2 separate regions of the Homo sapiens genome follow, and region 2 is linked to region 1. Evidence: chromatin contacts called from ENCODE Hi-C or POLR2A ChIA-PET data. All regions are on one chromosome and are shown on one strand. The core of a region is the stretch at or near the end of the contact, and the rest is flanking DNA. Distances in the headings are between cores, read along the strand shown. Region 1 holds the start of HOMEZ (homeobox and leucine zipper encoding). Region 2 holds the start of SLC22A17 (solute carrier family 22 member 17).

Region 1 (2,847 bases), core at 202-2,701:
AAGGCAAGGACTAGGGTCATTTATCTTTTATTATTATTATTATTATTATTATTATTATTATTATTAAATTTTTAGAGGCAGGGTGTCACTCTGTTGCCTAGGCTGCAGTGCAGTGGTGCAATCATAGCTCACTACAGCCTACAACTCCTGGGCTCAAATGATCCCCCTGCCTCAGCCTCCTGAGTAGTTACAAGTGCATGCCACCAAGTCCAGCTAATTTTTAAATTTTTCTGTAGAGACAGGGACTCGCTATGTTGCCCTTGCTGGTCTTGGATCCTAGCCTCAAGCAGTCCTCCCTCTTTGGCCTCCCAAAGCGTTGGGATTAGGTTTATGAGCCACTGCGCCCAGCCCATTTATCTTTTAAGGAATATAGCGACTCAGGCAAGAGACATAGAGGACTGTGTGCCCTATCCTGTTTTGTCTTCAAAGGATCTTTCCAGAGACGTCAGAGTCAGAGGCTTTGTGAAATTATGTTGCCAAACAGAATTGAGCAAGCCTGTCTTCTTACATTTGTTACTCTGTCTCACAGAAGATGGGGAATCCTAAAATACAAATTTTGGCCCATAACTTCATACTGTGTGGGATACTGCTTTGTTGAAGTCCATTTTATTGGCATCCCTTTCTTTTTGTAAGTTAAAAAAAATTTTTTTGAGACAAGGTCTCGCTATGTTGCCCAGACTGGCCTCGAACTCTTGAAATCAAGTCATTCTCCCACCTCAGTCTTCATCCCTTTCTAGCTAGCGAAAAACAAATACTATGGAGAGCTCCGCGTCCTCTTTTCTAGGGCAGGGAGGGGAGCCTGAGGGTCTGGTAGGTCCCAATGAGGTGACTGCTCCAGCACTTCGTCTTTGGGAACATCTGTCTGGTGCCAGTTTGACCCGGGGAACGGCCTAAGTCGCCCGCAGGCTCCTAAGGTCCTCGTCTTTCCGGGTGGCAAGACATCTGATCCCTCTCGAGAACAAGTTCCCAGTTGCTTTAGGCGCTTTGTTACAGCTGACGCTGCTGGTGGCGGTTGGGCTCTCGGCTGGGAAAGGCGCAGCTCGTTTGTATGGCTCCGGAGGGGGCACTGAAAAGGTCTTCCTGGAGGGCTTCCTTCAGAAGGAAACAAATTGGGAGTTGTTGGCGGTCCAGACAGTTCAGCAAAGTGCAGTATCCCTCCTTGGGGAATTTCGGAAGGATCCTGGTCCGGTGTATTCCAAAGGTCCGGCGCCGATAGGTCGACGGTAGGGGGAGGTACCATGCACTGCAGCTTGGCCCCAGGGGACATCTTCCCTGCCCCACGCATCCAATAGATGACCCCAGCTGAGGCCCACGCAGCCAATACCTGACTTCAGCCGAGACCCACGCAGCCAATGGCCAGCCCAGTGCGCTTCGCCCGTGCCCGCCCGCCTGCGCCTACCAATCAGGACTCGGGCCACCTTGGCACCGCCTCTGGACGCCCACCCCACCCATCCGCCCCGCCTCCAACTTGCTCGAGCAGGGCTGGGTAGACCGGCGCGCTCCCGGGGACGGTGGGGGGGGCAGTCCCGGTTTCGGCCATCGCTGGGGTGGGCTCGGAGCGGCCGCACCGGGCAGCAACCCCACTCCCACTCGGAGGCCCCCTGCCCTCTCCCCCACTTCCCCCCGGCCCATGGTGCGAGGCTGGGAGCCGCCGCCCGGGCTGGACTGCGGTGAGTGATCCCCAGCCCCTTGGACTTCCCCTCCCAGCTCGTGTACGGTCTCCCACCTCTGGAGCCCCATCCCCGCGCTGGTGGGGGGATAATTCTAGGTTCGAAGTGGCCCGGTTCTCTCTTTTTTCTCCTCTGGACTTTTCGGTTCCCTCCCCTGTTGTAACTAGGGGAGGGTGAGTGTCTGTGTAGGGGAGGGCAAGAAGGTTGGGTTGGGGCGCCCTTGGCGAGAGTAGGATTGAGATTCGCCTGCCTCATGGGGCTTATCGTCCCAAGTGCAATAACTTTTTGTTCCCTGACCCAGTTCGGAGCCTTCTGGACTGCCTGTGAAATGGAGGATAGGAGAAACATTTCCTTCCCAGGCCCCCCCGCCACACAAACCCCCAACCCCCACGGCTACCTCCTGGCGACCTCAACACACGTGCAGAACCTGGCCTTGCTTCTGGGGATCAGTGGCCTTTGGGAATGAAAGGTTTAGAAGAAACTGCCCCTCTGACTCCCGTACCCAGCCATACTAAGAGAACCAACCAGGAAACTGAGAACCTGAGTCCTCTGGGGTTCCTAGTGTTGCGTCCTATTCTGAGACTCCTAAACTGAAAGAAGACTCAAGCTGAGACCTGTTTGGTAATGTGGGCCCCTATCAGGAGATTTTTTTTTTTTTTGTCATGTGAACCTCCTTCCCATCATACACTTGAAGCCCTTTTATATTACATGATTCGGTTAGTTGGTAGTAATTGAAAAAGCCAGATTGGGAATTTTAAAGATAATGCATACATATCTTAAACATTATAATTAAAAGTATATCCATTTCACCAATCTTTTGATGTAGTGGTGAGACTGTTTTTGTGTCTAAGACTGCTGTTCAGAGTTCCCAATTCTCTTTCCAGTATTAACTACACAGGGAGTCTCAAACCTGGCTGTACCCTGAGAACTTTTAAAAACTTTGGATGCCTGGACCCCAGTACAGACTATTGAACCTGAATGGGAAGGAGGGTGGCCTGGTTTTTAAGCTTCCCAGGTAATTCTAGTGTGCAGTCTGAGAGCCACTCAGGCACTTTCATCATCTTTGGTTTCCCGTTTTGCTTTATTTAAAGTGAAGTATGAATTTAGACACTTCTGAGTGCAGAGTACTTTTGAGATTAAGTCCCACCGCTCAATCTTTTACAGTTGTCTTGCTCAC
Region 2 (2,890 bases), core at 127-2,626, 67 kb before region 1:
ATCTGACTATAAATGACATATGGGTGATAAGGAGGTATAAACAAAGCGGACGCTGAACACCAGTTAGGAATTAGGGAGCTAAAGTGGTCTTTGCAACAGGTAGCTTGACTAATAATGGTAGAGATGGAGAGATGTGGGATGTCTGAGAATATATAGGAAGTAAAATGGGCAGAATTTTGTAAAGAATTCAACATGGATAAGGAAGAGAAAGCTCTAAAGGCTGTTGCCTGAGCATTTGGCCACAATGCGATGTTGAGGGTGCCATTCGCTGCAGAAAAAAGCAGTGGAAGCCAACCAAGTTATGGGGGAAAAGCAAAAATTTCGTCTTGAACATATTGAGTTTGAGGTCCCTGTGAGTCATCCAAGGTGAAGGTCAAATAAGAGGTGGCTTCATAGGTCTGGAGCTCAGAACAGAGGTGGAAGCTGGAGATGTCAGTCTGGGCGTCAGGTTTGTATTGTTTGTATGGGTGGTGATTGAAGCTGTGGGCATAGGTAAGATCCCAAAGTGGAGACAGTGTGAGATGAGAGGAGGGCCTAGGACTAAGTCTGTGAGGATTCCAGACACTGAACCATGGTGTCTAAATGATACAGACGGGAATGGCCCTAGAAGCCAGCACCACAGCCTCATCACTACCAATACAGACCCCTCCTGCAGTTGCGTCACCCCGCTGGACTTCAATCATTGCCTCAAGAACCGGGAGGATAATGGCCTGCCCATGCTCAGCACCAATGCCATGAGCTGGAAGACGATTTCTGCAATGGAGAAAAGGGGAGCAAGAGAGACTCAGCAGCAAAGGAAGAGAGTGTTTAGAGGAAGAGGGGTCAACAGTGCCAAATGCTGTTGAGAAATGGAGATTCAAACAGGATGGGAGTGATGAAACCCAAGAAAGTGGTCTCCTTGTAGAGGACTGAAGCTAGGGCTGATACAGGGCCAAGACAGTCTTCCATATGCATAAGTTGTACTGTAATAGCCAGTTTACATGTCTGTCTCCCTGGAGTAAAGGTCTCCAAAGTGGAACTTGTCCACCCTGTTATCCTTAAAGTCTAGTGCAAGTCCTGGAACGTAGTGGACACTTAAATTTTACTGATTAGTGAATGGGTGAATGAATGAATGAATGAATGATGGCAAATGATTGGAAGCAGAGGAAGAATCTCTGGCATCTGCCTGGACTAGCTACTATCCTTCAGCTTTTTTTCTTTTTTACCGCAATGGCCCGCAGACCCAGGAAAGAGACGACAGAGCCCCCCTTCCCTCCCTCCCCTGGGCCCTGGCCCCCCTTCCTCTCTCTGACGAAGAGTCTGGACCGAAGGTTCTGCTGACGTGGGAAGGGGAGGAGAGTCTAGAGGAAGGGGAGGGGAAAGCAGCGCAGAGATCGCAGAGACCAAGGAGGCGCCCGCGGCTGCAGAGCTGCAGAGCGGGATCTCTTCGAGCTGTCTGTGTCCGGGCAGCCGGCGCGCAACTGAGCCAGAGGACAGCGCATCCTTTCGGCGCGGGCCGGCAGGGCCCCTGCGGTCGGCAAGCTGGCTCCCCGGGTGGCCACCGGGACCCCCGAGCCCAATGGCGGGGGCGGCGGCAAAATCGACAACACTGTAGAGATCACCCCCACCTCCAACGGAGTAAGTGCCCGAGCCCCAGGTGGCGACGCCATCCTCTCCCAGCACCCCCGCCCCCGCGGAGCGTCTGGCATTTTCCTCCTGCGCATCCCTCGCCCCTGACTGCCTTCCTAGCCCTCCCTCCCACCTGCCCCCTGCCCTTGCTCTGCGGTTTCCTCCGCTTCACCCTTCTCCTGCCACCCCCTGCCCCCCAACAGCAGGTCGGGACCCTCGGAGATGCGGTGCCCACGGAGCAGCTGCAGGGTGAGCGGGAGCGCGAGCGGGAGGGGGAGGGAGACGCGGGCGGCGACGGACTGGGCAGCAGCCTGTCGCTGGCCGTGCCCCCAGGCCCCCTCAGCTTTGAGGCGCTGCTCGCCCAGGTGGGGGCGCTGGGCGGCGGCCAGCAGCTGCAGCTCGGCCTCTGCTGCCTGCCGGTGCTCTTCGTGGCTCTGGGCATGGCCTCGGACCCCATCTTCACGCTGGCGCCCCCGCTGCATTGCCACTACGGGGCCTTCCCCCCTAATGCCTCTGGCTGGGAGCAGCCTCCCAATGCCAGCGGCGTCAGCGTCGCCAGCGCTGCCCTAGCAGCCAGCGCCGCCAGCCGTGTCGCCACCAGTACCGACCCCTCGTGCAGCGGCTTCGCCCCGCCGGACTTCAACCATTGCCTCAAGGATTGGGACTATAATGGCCTTCCTGTGCTCACCACCAACGCCATCGGCCAGGTGAGGCGGCCAGGCGGGCCGCGGGTCTGGGGGCGGGCAGAGAGCGGCGAGGGCGGGGCCTCACGCCCGCTGCACCCTTCTCACATCCCCAGTGGGATCTGGTGTGTGACCTGGGCTGGCAGGTGATCCTGGAGCAGATCCTCTTCATCTTGGGCTTTGCCTCCGGCTACCTGTTCCTGGGTTACCCCGCAGACAGGTGAGGGCTGTCGTGGGGGCAGGGCTGGTAGAAAGGAGGGGGTGCTAGGGAAGCTAACCCAAGCAGCGGGCGTTTACAGGAGGTCGAAGACGATTCGCTGGACTCTGCAGTCTTCTCTGGACTTCTATTCAATGGTCTATCCATGTCTCAACTTCACTCTCCATCAAGAAATACCCCTTCCCTACCTCTTCCGCGCAAGGGAATGACTCGACCTCTATGGACTATTAGTCCCATTCCCACTAATTAGTGGCCCCCTATCCGTGAATCAATGGCCTCATCTCCAAAGAGAATAGTCTCATCCCCACTAACAGCCCACATGGACTGTTCGCTCCATCTCAGTGACCTCATTCCTGAAGATCAATATGTTAATTCCTAAACA

What was found. A loop is a pair of places that touch in the nucleus more often than their neighbours do. ChIA-PET counts read pairs that join two places held with the same protein, here RNA polymerase II (POLR2A). Pooled maps may share reads with other maps.
Region 2: a pooled map shows a loop between it and region 1 (4-fold over the local background). The contact joins the promoter of SLC22A17 here to the promoter of HOMEZ in region 1. A Hi-C loop is called at or near these places in 2 of 168 maps with a recorded cell type or tissue (ascending aorta and breast epithelium) and 8 of 50 pooled maps. POLR2A ChIA-PET finds 5 or more read pairs at or near these places in 8 of 52 experiments (A673, H1, HepG2 and 4 more).

What each region holds. Positions count from the first base shown.
Region 1 is chr14:23,284,736-23,287,582 of GRCh38, reverse strand. It overlaps HOMEZ (homeobox and leucine zipper encoding), which reads left to right and starts at 1,451. Exons shown (of 2, transcript NM_020834.3): 1 at 1,451-1,670. The coding sequence starts at 1,631. RefSeq lists an enhancer at 942-1,221 and a silencer at 1,312-1,721.
Region 2 is chr14:23,351,373-23,354,262 of GRCh38, reverse strand. SLC22A17 (solute carrier family 22 member 17) reads left to right here and starts at 1,376. Exons shown (of 10, transcript NM_016609.7): 1 at 1,376-1,617; 2 at 1,812-2,315; 3 at 2,408-2,511. The coding sequence starts at 1,522.